Linked DNA regions of Homo sapiens: region 2 is linked to region 1. The links are chromatin contacts, found by Hi-C or POLR2A ChIA-PET in ENCODE. All regions are on one chromosome and are shown on one strand. The core of a region is the stretch at or near the end of the contact, and the rest is flanking DNA. Distances in the headings are between cores, read along the strand shown.

The links. A loop is a pair of places that touch in the nucleus more often than their neighbours do. ChIA-PET counts read pairs that join two places held with the same protein, here RNA polymerase II (POLR2A). Pooled maps may share reads with other maps.
Region 2: a loop to region 1 is called in a pooled map, with 2.2 times the contacts of the local background. The contact joins the promoter of CUZD1 here to the promoter of PSTK in region 1. A Hi-C loop is called at or near these places in 1 of 168 maps with a recorded cell type or tissue (PC-3) and 1 of 50 pooled maps. POLR2A ChIA-PET finds 5 or more read pairs at or near these places in 2 of 52 experiments (SK-N-SH and WTC11).

The regions. Positions count from the first base shown.
Region 1 is chr10:122,978,073-122,984,880 of GRCh38, forward strand. It overlaps PSTK (phosphoseryl-tRNA kinase), which reads left to right and starts at 2,329. Exons shown (of 6, transcript NM_001363531.2): 1 at 2,329-2,623; 2 at 4,661-4,952; 3 at 5,200-5,398. The coding sequence starts at 2,408. RefSeq lists an enhancer at 2,341-2,660.
Region 2 is chr10:122,843,187-122,850,020 of GRCh38, forward strand. It overlaps CUZD1 (CUB and zona pellucida like domains 1), which reads right to left and starts at 2,671. Exons shown (of 9, transcript NM_022034.6): 1 at 2,576-2,671. The coding sequence starts at 2,657. It overlaps FAM24B-CUZD1 (FAM24B-CUZD1 readthrough), which reads right to left. Exons shown (of 11, transcript NR_037915.1): 3 at 2,576-3,034. FAM24B (family with sequence similarity 24 member B) reads right to left here. Exons shown (of 4, transcript NM_152644.3): 4 at 5,892-6,253. The coding sequence ends at 6,061. RefSeq lists enhancers at 2,459-2,960, 2,961-3,460, 3,527-4,408.

The sequences.
Region 1 (6,808 bases), core at 1,079-3,578:
TATTCATGGCTAAAAAGAAATGCACTGTCAAGCCATAAAAAGACATAGAGGAGCCTTAAATGCATATTACTAAGTAAAAGAAGCAAATTAAAATTGTGTGATTACAATTATATAATTGTATGTTATTCCGGACAAGGCAAAACTACAGAGACACACACACAAAAATCAATGGTGTCAGGGGTTAGAGGAGAGGGAGGATAAACAGATGGAGCACAGAGGATGTTTGTGCTCTGTGCTCTGAGGATGTTTGGGCTGTGAAACTATTCTGTACTGATGGATATGTGTCATTATACATAGCCAAAACCTACAGAATGTACACCAAGAGTAAACCCCAATACCAATAGTAAACTATTTTACACCAATAGTAAACTATGGCCTTTAGGTGATAATGATGTGTCAATGTAGGTTCATTGATTATTGATTGTAACAAATGTATCACTCTGGTGAAGGATGTTGATAGTGGGGGAGGTTATGAATGAGGAGGGGAAGGAGTATATGAGAACTCTACTTTCTGCTCAGTTTAGCTGTGAACCTAAAACTGCTTTAAAAAATAAAGCCTATTTAAAAAAAATACATAACCAAAACAAAAATAACTATGATAAAAAGAAAAAAAAAACCGGTTGCCTGCAGGGGTTAAATGGGTGTGGATGTGGAGGATGGGAGATAAAAGACAGTGGAGCCAGGCTCAATGGCACATGCCTATAGTCCCAGCTACTCAGGAGGCTGAGATAGGAGGATTGCTTGAGCCTAGAAATTCGAGGTTACAATGAGCTATGGTTCCACTCCAGCTTGGGTGACAAAGCAAAACCCTGTCTCTTAAAAAAGTGGGGGAGGGGCAAATTAAGGAGAGGGACCTTATACTGGACCAATAATGATAAAATGTCATGAAATAAAGAGTTTAACTCATTGCTCTTCACTTTCAGTCCAAAGGAAAATGAGATTATTTGTAAGTGCTTCATACAAATTATATCAGCTTTAGCAGGTTACTCGTCATATTTTGACACAGTATACACTGATTTTGTCCTTACGTCTTCACATTTTGAACATACCCTTTACAGGTAAGAAGGAATTATCCCCTAAAATATAAGGATAAAAGAATCTGGAATCTAGGCCCGACGCGGTGGCTCACGCCTGTAATACCAGCACTTTGGGAAGCCGAGGCGGGTGGATCATTTGCGGTCAGTTCAAGACCAGCCTGTCCAACATGAGGAAACCCCGTTCTTACTGAAAATACAAAAATTAATTGGGCAGTAGTGGTGTTCGCCTGTAATCCCAGCTACTCGGGAGGCTGAGGCAGGAGAATCCCTCGAGCCTGAGAGGCGGAGGTTGCGGTGAGCCGAGATCGGACCACTGCACTCCAGTCCGGGCGAGAGAGTGAGACGCTGTCTCAAAAAACAAAAAACTGTAATCTGAATTCAATTTTTCTACAACACACCCCCAGACAAAAAAAACTTGGCCAGCCGCGGTGGCTTGCGCCTGTAATCTTTGGGAGGCCGAGGCGGGCGGATCACAAGGTCAGGAAATCGAGACCATCCTGGCTAACATGGTGAAACCCCGTCTCCACTAAAAATACAAAAAGTTAGCTGGGCCTGGTGGCAAGCGCCTGTATTCCCAGCTACTCGGAGGCTGAGGCAGGAGAATGGCGTGAACCCAGGAGGCGGAGGTTGCAGAGGTTGCAGTGAGCCGAGATTGCGCCACTGCACTCCAGCCTGGGCGACAGAGCGAGACTCCGTCTTAAAAACAAACAAAAAACAAAAACTTGTTTTGTACCTCTCCATAGCTTAGTATTACTTTTTAACACAAACACCTATTGTTCTCTGTCTGCATGCACTGGAATTGAGGTCTGTGGATGTGCCTTTCCTGACAATATTTCTTCACGCTTGCTGCCCACTGGTGCTGTGAGGGCACAATAACGAATGTTTACTTTGCCCTTGCACTCTTCACATCTGGGAACCGCAAAGGAGCGCGGTGGTCGGACTGTCAGCCTCGCCTTCTATTCTTTGATTTCCAGTAACTTATTTTCGAAAGATTGCTGGAGGGAAAGGCTCAACGTCTCTTTTGGGATTTTCCTAAGCAGAAAGACCTCATCCTAACAAAACTGAGGCGCCAATCCTACTGGCTGGCAACTTTCGGCAGGGAGGGTGATTCTATTTGAAGATCAATCCTAACTCTGGGACCCCTTGGGAATGTCCAGGAGCTAGGAACGCAGCGCCGCGGTCTCTCCAGCCTCTGGTCCCTGGGAGCAAGCAGGGCACCGGTGGAGCAGGTGCCTCTGGGGCCGCACGGAAACCCAGCTAGGCCAGTTCCTCCACTGCGCCGGTAGGCGGCGGAGACGCTGCGCGTGCGCGCAGGGCAGACGGTAGAGCGGAGACGACGCTCCCAGACTCCTCCGGTCTCCCCGGGCAGCATGAAGACCGCCGAGAACATCAGAGGAACCGGCAGCGACGGGCCGCGGAAACGAGGCCTCTGCGTCCTCTGTGGCCTCCCCGCGGCAGGAAAATCGACTTTCGCGCGCGCCCTCGCCCACCGGCTGCAGCAGGAGCAGGGTTGGGCCATCGGTGTTGTCGCGTATGATGACGTCATGCCCGACGCGTTTCTCGCCGGGGCAAGAGCGCGACCGGCGGTCAGCACGGAGGGGCGGGGCCTGGGCCGCGGGGCGGGGCGGGGCGGGGCGGGGCGGGGCGGGGACACTCGCGTCCACGCGGTCCTGGGTGATTTGCCATGAGCGCCCATTGCTTGGTGTGGGAGGTGAAGTTCGAGAAAAGTGGAGCTGGGTTAACATAGTTACTGCAGAGGGTGAATGCGTTGGCTGTAGAAAGTGGTTACAAAGCCAACTGTTAGAACGATGCATTTTAGATGCTTATCTGTATATTTGATGCATGTATATGTTGTATATTCTATACAGTTGAGTCTTCAGACAGGGTCAGGTTCTCAAGTCAGCGTGCAAGGTGGAAAGCCCCTATAGTCAAATGCACTGTCGAAAATCCCTTAGGAAGTTTCTCCTTAGGAGAGGGAAAGAAGTTCTAAAACTTGAACGTCTAGCTACGGGTGGATTCAGGTTTTGTAATTTGAGGAATCCTCTTTAAGAAAAGGAATAAAAACTATAAGTAACAAAATTTCTGGGGTCCCTCAGAACGATAGAAAGAGGCTGTACAAATGCATTATCAGACCTATGAAGCTTAATCTTTGTTCATCTCAAAGTAAATCTGCCTCTGCCAGCTTTGGGAAGGATGGCTGTTTCTTAGTTGACCACCAGAGGAAGTAATGGGTTTGTATTTACGGAAAAACTTGTATGTTCCAAATACATCTCTTTAAGCCCTCCTCATCTCACACTCAGCACAGTGAGATACATCCTCTTGGAGAAGCATGTGGAAACTGAGACCACTGGGGGAAGAGTAGATTACATTCGTGTTTCTCATGCTCACTCTTGAGTAAATACTCTTTGAAATATTCTGAAATGTTAACATTATTATTTTTGTTGTTTAATGCCTAATGTAGATGAATTTACAGAAATCAAATGCAAATGTTATGTGACTCTACTTTCTAAGTATATATACAAAAATACAGTACATTTGGTGCATGGGCTCTCCAGCAAGGTGTATCTACTTTCTCATTCTTGGTTAATTGTGAAGTAAGTGCAGTGTCAGGATAGCGCAGGATTGACCTGGATGATAGTATTTTCAACACTTCGGAGAAAGCTGAAAGTTGTCGATAGGGATTGTTGTATTTGCTGGCTTTCCCTTCACTTGTATTATGTTGTTTTTTCCACGCTTTTCCTATGGACAAAGACTGTGGGACTCATCTGCTCACTTAGGAAGTGATATGTGTTTCCAATTTAGTGGGTTTAGCTGATGTGTTTGTTGTATGTAGTGTAATCTCAGTGGTGGTAAGGCATGGGCAGGCAAGTGAGAGTTCTCACTCCCCTGTCCTCGTGTTTTCCCTCCAGCTTAGATTTCTTAACTATGTCAGGATTCTCCACAGCCCTTGACCAGCACAAGATTACTTGTATTCTCAAGCTGTTTATTCCCCTCAGTTTGTTTCCTCCATCTTTCCCCATCCCATATCAACTCATTTGTTAGCCTGAGGTCTTTTCTTCTTGACCCAGAGACTTTTCACCTGATCTTTTTGCTGTCTACTACCTTTCCCATTTCAGGGGAAAACCTGCATTATTATATCTTAGCCAGACTATTTTGACTCCACCTTTCTCTTGGATGATAAATAAGTTCTTTCATTTATTCACTTATTCAGTCAGTCATCCATTTAATATACATTTCTGGAGCACCGACCCTCTGCTGGAGGCTGAGTATGCAATGGACAGTGATCTAGCAGAGAGAGAAGTGTAAACAAATGCTTAAACTGTGTAAGCACTGCTAGAGTGGAGATATATGTATAGAATGGGGTTTCATGATGGGCAAGGGAGAGGCTGAGCTGCCTTCTGCATGGTTGAGTCTGAGAAAGCTTTACACAGCACTAGTAACATTAGTTTTCCAGGCAGAAGGAATGGTATATATGGAGTCATGTGAAACCAGGTGTGTTAGAGAACTACAGATGGTTCCGTATTGTGAGCTGAAATTTTCATATGGGGCAGGGTGGCAGTGAGGCCAGATGACTGACCACCCTAGTGGCCTAATATGAATTGCAATTCTTTGGTCTCTTGTAGCCATCCCAATGGAAATTGCTTCGACAGGAACTGTTGAAGTACCTGGAATACTTCTTGATGGCTGTCATTAATGGGTGTCAGATGTCTGTCCCACCCAACAGGACTGAAGCCATGTGGGAAGATTTTATAACCTGCTTAAAGGATCAAGATCTGATATTTTCTGCAGCATTTGAGGCCCAGTCTTGCTACCTCTTAACAAAAACTGCTGTTTCTAGACCTTTGTTTTTGGTTTTGGATGACAATTTTTATTATCAGAGTATGAGATATGAAGTCTACCAGCTGGCTCGGAAATGTAATTAAAACTTTTTTTTTCTTACACATGGAGATACTTATTCACGTATCAAAAACACTATTGTCTTCAATGAGAATTTAACTTGATTAGGAGGTTATGTAGATTTACTTAATTTTAAAAGCTAGATGTTCAGTATTGCAAACGGAGTTTTTCCTACTATAATTGTCATAATTTGTCTAATATATGTTTATTTCATATTTTGGAAAAAGAGTATACCAGTAATTCTATCATTTTAAACTGTTTTCAGATTCGTTGGGCTTTTGCCAGCTCTTTTTAGATTGTCCTCTTGAGACCTGTTTACAGAGGAATGGCCAGAGGCCACAGGCACTGCCTCCTGAGACCATCCACCTGATGGGAAGAAAGCTAGAAAAGCCCAACCCTGAGAAAAATGCTTGGGAACACAACAGCCTCACAATTCCGAGTCCAGCATGTGCTTCGGAGGCCAGGTATTCCACTCAATCATCCCTCCCTGGATGCTCCCCTGTGCCAGGTATCATGGTCAGTGCTTTGTCTATGTTGGTTTAGTTAGTCCTCACACAGGCATTGGAGAGACATTATTCCCCACTTTGTGTGGAAGCTAAAAGTGAAATGGGAAAATTTAGTTTGTCCAGAAAGATTTGAACCCAAGTTTATTTGCAAATGTCTGCTCATAACTGTTACGATTATACTGTCTTCCAGTAGTTGGAGCAGGGAATTCAGAGAACACATCTTTGATTCTCTTGCTAAAATAGATAGTCTAAATAGGTTGCCTGGTAGTTTTCTTATAGAAAGAGATCTGTGAAAGAGTGCAACAGGTACTGGGTCCTATTTGCCTTAGAGCTCACCATAGTTACACTGCTTTTGCATATGTGAGGCTTGTAGGCTATGCTGTCTAATGCATTTCATTCATTACGTATGTCTTGAGAGTTCTAGAGCAGCATATTTCTAGCAGAAACTTCGCTGGCGATGGAAATGTTCTATATTTGCACTAATATGGTAGCTGCTAGCCACATTTGACTATTGAGCCCTTAAAAGTAGCTAGTGTAACTGATGACCTGAATTTTTTTGTTTAACTTATTGATTTAAACTTAAGTAGCCTCATGTGGCCAGTGGCTATTTATTGGACAGCGCAGTTCCAGAGGTATATTGCCCACACTTCCTTAGTTCCTGCATATTGTCCACGAGGGATCGGTATCAGCTCACTGCAGGCTTGACCTCCTGGGCTCAAGCAGTTCTCCTGTCTCAGTCCCCTAAGTAACTGGAACTACAGGCCCACACTGCCAAGCCCAGCTAATTTTTTAATTTGTTGTAGTGACAGGGTCTCACTATGTTGCCCAGGCTGGTCTGAAACTCGTGGCCTCAAGCAATTCTTCCAACTTGACCTCCCAAATTGCTGGGATTACGAGCATGAGCTATCACCCCCGGCTAATATTTTCTTAAATTTTGGGTTACATTGGGAACAGTGTCTATAATTCCTTTTGAAATTCTTTTTAGGAATCTTATCTTAAGGTTATAGTTCCCTTAAAAAAATATTTGCTATGCTTTACCTCTTTTAAGACTGTAAACAAACTGGGTGCAGTGGCTCACACCTGTGATCCCAGCACTTGGGAGGCCAAGAAGGGAGGATCACTTGAACCCAAGAGTTTGAGGTTGCAGTTGAGCTATGATAATGCCACTGCACTCCAGCCTGGGTGACAGTGAAACCCTGTCTCTAAACAAACAGACTAAATAGAACAAAAGGGCATGGGTATGAAAATTAGCTAGTGATCACTGGCTGAATAGTCACTAAAACTCAAATTCTCTCCCAGTTCTGAACACTTTATATATATGGTCTCATTCAGTCCTCACAACCACCCTTTAAGGGTAGAAACTACTAT
Region 2 (6,834 bases), core at 1,421-3,920, 130 kb before region 1:
AGCCAAATGTTCATCAATTGATGAATAAATAAAACATGGTCTATCCATACATTGGAATATTATTCAGCAATAAAAAGAAATGAGGTACAGTCATCCCTTGGTGTCCACGAATGATTGGTTCCAGGACCCCCTGTGGATACCAAAATCCATGGATGTTGGAGTCCCTTATGTAAAATGACAGTGTTTGCATGTGACCTACACACATCCTGTACACTTCAAAACATCTCTAGATTATTTATAATACAGTGTAAATGATGTGTAAATAGTTGTTTACTATATTATTTAGGAAATAACAGCAAGGAAAAAAGTTTGTACATGTTCTGTAACCAACCCTTATTTTTTCAAATGTTTTCAATTCATGGTTGGTTGAATCCATGAATGCTGAACCCACAGGTACTGAGGGCTGATTGTACTGATACATGCTACAATACATACGAACCTTGAAAATATTATGCTAAGTGAAATACCACATATTACATGATTTCATTTATGTGAAATATCCAGAATAAGTAAATTTATAGAGACAGAAAGTAGAGTAGTGGTTTCCTTGTGCTGGAGACATCAGGAGAAATGGAGAGTGAATGGTAGTGAATACAGACTTTCTTCATACATATATATACATACATATATATATATATATATATATGTCCACACAGAAACTTGTACACTAATATTCATCACATTAGTCTATATATAATATACAGTTATATATATTGTTAGATATATTTATATATATATAAAACATTGGTCTATATATAGAGACTATATATATAGACTATATAAAGACTATATATAGACTATAGAGAGACTATATATATAGAGAGACTATATATAAATATATATATATATAGAGAGAGGGACAGACAGAGTCTCACTCTGTTACCTATACTGGATTGAGATGGCACAATCATAGCTTACTGCAGCCTCAAACTACTGGGCTCAAGTGATCCTCCCACCTCAGCCGCCAGAGTAGCTGGGACTACAGTCATGTACCACCATGCCTGGCTAAAAAAATTTTTTTTTTAATTTTGTAGAGTCGAGGTCTCACTACGTCGTTCAGGGTGGTCTCAAACTCTCAGCCTCAAGCAATGCTCCCATGTCAGCCCCCCAAAGTGCTGGGATTGTAGGCTTGAGCCATCATGCTGAGCCTGAGACAGTTTCTTTTGGGGGTGAAGAATATGTTCTGGAATTAGATAGTGGTGATTGTTGCACAATTCTGTGTATATACTAAAAAACACTAAATTGTATACTTTAAAATGGTGGATTTTATGGTATGTTAATCATATCTTAATAAAGCTGTTATTAAAAAGGAGAAAGAAGAGAAGAAAGAGAAAAGGGGAAGAGGAAAAATAACTGGATCCTAAAGATAAGCTGTTAGCAGTGAAATTACCCGGTAAGGGGCTGGGCGTGGTGACTCACACCTGTAATCCCAGCACTTTGGGAGGCCAAAGCGGGTGGATCACTTGAGCTCAGGAGTTCGAGACCAGCCTGGGCAACATAGTGAAAATTTTTTTCTATAAAATTTTTAAAAATTATTTGGTAAATTCTTATATTTTTATGTATGTTGTCAGATGGGCCCAAATAAAATTAGTACTAATTCAAAATCCCACCAAGATTTTGACTAATGGTCAAAAACCCCACCTACATAGGAACAAAGCTTTATTTTTATTTATTCTCCCATATACTCCCATAACCCCATCCATCCAGAAACAATCATCACTAAAACCTTGGTGTAAATTCTTCCACTCCTTTTCCTTTCCTCTTCTATTTCTAGACATTTAAAATGCTTGAATGTATATATTTCAAACATAAGAACCATCATATTGTACACAAACTTCAGATCTCTTTTTTCTCTTAATGTGGTCTATGGACACATTATAGATCAGAGTCTTTTTTTTTTTTTTTTATGAGACGGAGTCTTGCTCTGTCACCCAGGCTGGAGTGCAGTGGCATGATCGCAGCTAACTGCAACCTCCACCTCTCGGGTTCAAGCGATTCTCCTGCCTCAGCCTCCCGAGTAGCTGGGACTACAGGCACGCATCACCACACCTGGCTAATTTTTGTATTTTTAGTAGAGATGGGGTTTCACCATGTTGGCCAGGCTGGTCTCGAACTCCTGACCTCGTGATCCACCCACCTTGGCCTCCCAAAGTGCTGGGATTACAGGCGTGAGCCACCGCCCCCAGCCATCATTTTTTTTTAAGTTGCAAAAAAGAGTGTTCCATTTTATGGATTTACCGTAAGAAATAATGAAAATTCATGTTGTAGTTTACAATTATGTAAGTGCACATATTTATACATATATCTTTGGACACTTTTATGCTTATTTCCAAAACATAAACTCTTAGCAGTAAATTACTCAGTAAAATTCTATACACTTTTGATATTTTTATGGACATTGTCAGATGAGCCAAATAAAATTAGAACTAATTTAAAATCCCCTCCAAGAGCATTAGAGTACATTTTTCTCTGAACTGGGGCCAACAGATATAAACACTTTGAAAAATTTTGAAAGAGGCCTCTTAAGAGAAGAACTTCTCTGTTTTGGTGAATAAATCTGGTTCAATTTTCTTACCTTCAGCCTCCGCCATTGTCAGCTCCGCCAAACAGGAGAGAATTAAGAGGGTCAATGGCATGAGCCTTCTTACAAGCTCCATTTTGGCAAGGCGCTGGGCAGCCTTAAGGACCGACAGCTTTTATAGGCTCTGTGTTACATCAGCTTTCTGGACACCTCCAGGGAAACGTCAGTTCCAGCCACGCAAGGGGTAGATTTGTGTGAGAATAGAGCAGCTGTGTGACTGGTTTATCAGCATTCCCCACAGTGAGGGTTCTCTCTCCCCAACTCCTTCCTGGAAGGGTTGCCCCCAGTGGAAGCTCTCTGTAGGGATCTCCAGCAGCTGGTTCCCAGCAGGCACTGAGTTATTTTCCATGAAACTGATGGGGAGCTGTGCCTTTCTTCTGTGCCTGCACATCACAAACAGGTGGCCTCATTGACATCATTGAAGTCTTCAGGGCTCTGCTTTGAGAAGGGAGCCTGTGGGAGAACAAAGGCCTGTGGGGCAAGGCAGGGGGTGCAGCACCTGGGCAAAATCTGGGTCCAGCTGGGACATTCAGATGCCCTGCCAGGTGGCTGACCCTGTGGGGGAGGGGAAGAGGGTAGAGGATGAAGAGAAAAAGAGTGCAGATCCAGATTCCCCCACAGCGATTTCTAACCAGTTATGTCTGGAGAGACTGAAGCAGGTGAATTAGTCTCTCGGGCACGGTGTTTTGCAGTTGAGAGAAAGAAATCCTAGTGTCCACATTGAGATTGGGAGGAGCAAGTGGTGGTGGGTGGGGGCTGCCCTCTTTTCATTCATTCAGTCAGTAAACATTACTTATTGATCTAGGGCCTAAGCAATATAGAATTGAATGTGAGAGACACAGTCCTGCCCTCATGAAACTTGTATTCTAAGTGGAGAGTTAAACAACAAAAATAAATGAAGAATTCAACTGGTGAGAGGAGCTAAGGATACAATAAACAGGATGACTGCATAGATGGTGGTTGCCTTGGGGTGGGGAGGAAATATGACAGTGAGAAGGAGGGCATCTTGAGAGATGAAATCTGAACAAAGGCAGAAAGACAAGAGGGAGGCATTCATGGGTGATCTGAGCTTGGGGGCTGCATCTTAGGCAAAAGAGAGGGCAAGTGCACAGGCCCCGAGGCAGAGACCAGGTGGGCACACCTACAATAGTAGGGAATAAAGAACAGCCTGGCTGGTCATGAGTGGGAGGAGTGAGCTGGGAGGGGAGGATGGAGAGGAGCAGGTGAAGGTCAGATGGGGAAGGACCCATAGGGCAAATGAGTCTGGTTTTCACTCTAAGTTCAGGTGGAACATATTGAGTGGACAATGCCAGGACTGGCTACTTTCTGAAGAACCTTTGTGCAGCTCTGGGGAGGTCTGACGCTCGTGTAGGCTAAGTCTCCTAGGGTGAAACCCTCTGGCTACCGTCAGCCCCTCTGTGTTGTTCTGACTGTGCTGCAGCCCAGGAGGCCTCCCTAGGGAGAGCACAGTCCTACGTTGTGACCCAGGGGATCCATTCCTCGTTGGACCCTTGCAGGGGAAAGGCAGCACCTGGGATGCTCAGGAGGAGCTTGGACATACCCCAAGGCCCCTGCCTTGCTCTGCTCCATTCCTATCTGCCCGGGCTGGCTGTGGATGAGGCAGGACTGGGTGTCCTGGGGTGAGTTAGCAGGCCACAGGTGTTTGAGATGGGGGACCCTTCTGGTTACTAAGCGCTTGCAGCTGTGTCCATGGATACCCACTCCCACCCTGGGCTTTCCCTCTGAACCCCTCTTTGTCACCCATGGCTGGGATCTCCAACATCCCTAATCCATCTCCACTGAGTGCGAGAGTTTCATGGCCACACTCTGTTAGGTGGCCCTGGCAAAGGACCCAGGCTTCCAGATCCAGTCAGGAGAGAAGCCCCCTTCAGGCCTCTGGCAACTTCCTGGGGACCACGGGGTGCTGTGGGGTCACCCTGCATCATCTCATTGCTTCTTCTCTGTCACCTGTGCAAGTCCGCACTTCACATCAAGGACACAGAGGCTCAGATGAGTCAAGGGACTTCCCCTGGTGAAGGCCGAATTGGGATGGGAACCGGCTCCATAGGGCTCTAAAGCCCATGTGCGGTGCTCTGTCCTCCTGCTAATGGGGGTGTCCTGAAGACCTTTGTCCCACCTCCCTCACGGCCCCCGCAATACCTGCACCAGGTATAGTCACCCACATGGGGAGGCCCTGGCACAGGCGTCCTGGATCCAGGCACTGGGCCACCCACTGGGTGGGGTAAGAGGGGATTTGTATGTGCTCCATCTGTCAGAGCTGGCTGGTGACAAGAGAAAATCAAAGGCAGGGGACAGAGACAGTGCCCGGAAACTTAAGGGGGACAGGTGACCTCCAGCTGGAGGCTGCCCTGACTTGGCCTCTTCCCAAGCATGCTGGGGCTGGAGGCTCAGCCTCCAGGAGGTGCTCGGCGTCTACAGGCAGCTCCTCCACCCACATCTGGCCTGTTTCTGTGCCTAGCTGTCACAGCTGTTTCCTTCATTTGCGACTTCTGTTTTCCTTTTTACCCCCTTTTAGTAGATTACCACCTGTTACTAGCTAATAATTCTTTACATTCAGTATACATGTGATGGTCACAAGCAAGGGTTTAGTTCATGAGAGGAGTGGACATGGCGGTTACAGATAGGGAATCATGCTTAGAAAGGGGTTCCAGGAGGCTCAGGGGCAGGAGCTGGAACAGAAGGCAGCTGGGAGTAAAGTGGGGAGGAGTGCTTCCTGCCACCTGCTGTTGTGGTCAGGGAGTCTGGGCTTTGGCCTTTGGCTGGTGGTTCGTGTTACAGTTGAAGATGTTGATGGCTGGATCAACACACATCACTGTTACCGTAATCCACGCAGGAGCCACATGCTCTGGAGATTTGGGGATTGCAGTAGGAAGAAACTGGTTTTCAAAAGGTCCTTTTGAGGTCACTGAGCTCAGGCCTATCTTACACAGGTCAGACAACTTTAACACAGGGAGGTCCTGCCTGGCTCCTCTCACTGTCTTGGATAAATGGACAGGACAACAGGACAGGTATCAGGACATGACACCATTTTCTGCGGTGGATGTCAACCATCCAAGCCCTCACGAGAGCTAAACGAGCGACTCCAGCTGGACAAGATCAGCTGGGCTGAAATTGGAAGTGTCCTAAGAACAGTGTGCATTTTCCTTCTCGGGTGGGAGATGTGCTGGACACTTTTATTCCAATTCTCTTTCTTCTATTGCAATGCTACAAGCTAATCCCCCCCCACATTCCAAAGTGAGTAATAAATATATTTAAACAAAGGATGTTTATAATCAACAATCAAAAAATATTGGCAGCAAAGAGGATTATTTTTAATAGTGTACATTTATTCAAAAGTATATAAAACAACACTGTAAATTATATAATCTCACATAAAAACACTAGAACTTGATTTGAATAACAAAACAATCTACTAAGAAGTATTGCTCATGAAGATTTTTGTGCCCACCTTTCCTAACTCAGAGGCCCTCATTTATGTCGCAACAGCAAGGTGGCAGGGAATCAAAACTGGCACACATTCTATATCCTTCACAGCACTGCAGGGCAGGACAAGACTCCGTGGCAATGGTTTTGGCCTGGCTGTTCTTGGCCCACCACACCTTGTCTGGGTTGTGATTTTTTACAGCCACAGCTTCAGGTTCCTTTGCAGCTCTTGAGAAAAGACACACACAAAGCACAGGCTTAGAATTTTTCTTCTCAGCCCTTTTGTTAGAACTGTTGGGGGGTATCTGGGGAGTTTAGTGCTGAAGCCAGTCAAACATGAACACCAGCCCTACATTAAAGCTCTCTCCCCCATCCCAAGTTCCTCTCGAATCCTTTCCTCTTCTATGATTGCTATAAATGTAAACTGAGGTTACAAAAGCAAGAGTGAGTGATTTTGCAAGCAAGGTCACCCAACTGGTCACTGCAGGCCCCCGAGATGCAGGAATGATGGGAAGGTGCTGCATTTGGCTGTGTCCCAGGCTCCGGGATGTGCCATTGTGAACTCCTTAGAATGGGGACACAATTGCATCTGACAACCAATCTCTCTGGTACTTAAAGGGTCTTCTCCCCAAAATGCAATCTTATCTGACCTACCCTCCCTTGTCCACTGTTCCCCAGGTTTTTCACACGGTTCAGCTGTCCCTGAGATCTAGAGCCCCAGTCATTTTCCCCAAGGCCTCCAGAAACAAATGGAGGAATATCCTGAGAGCTCCCAATTCAGGCAAGAAGAGATCAATCCAGCCCGTCCT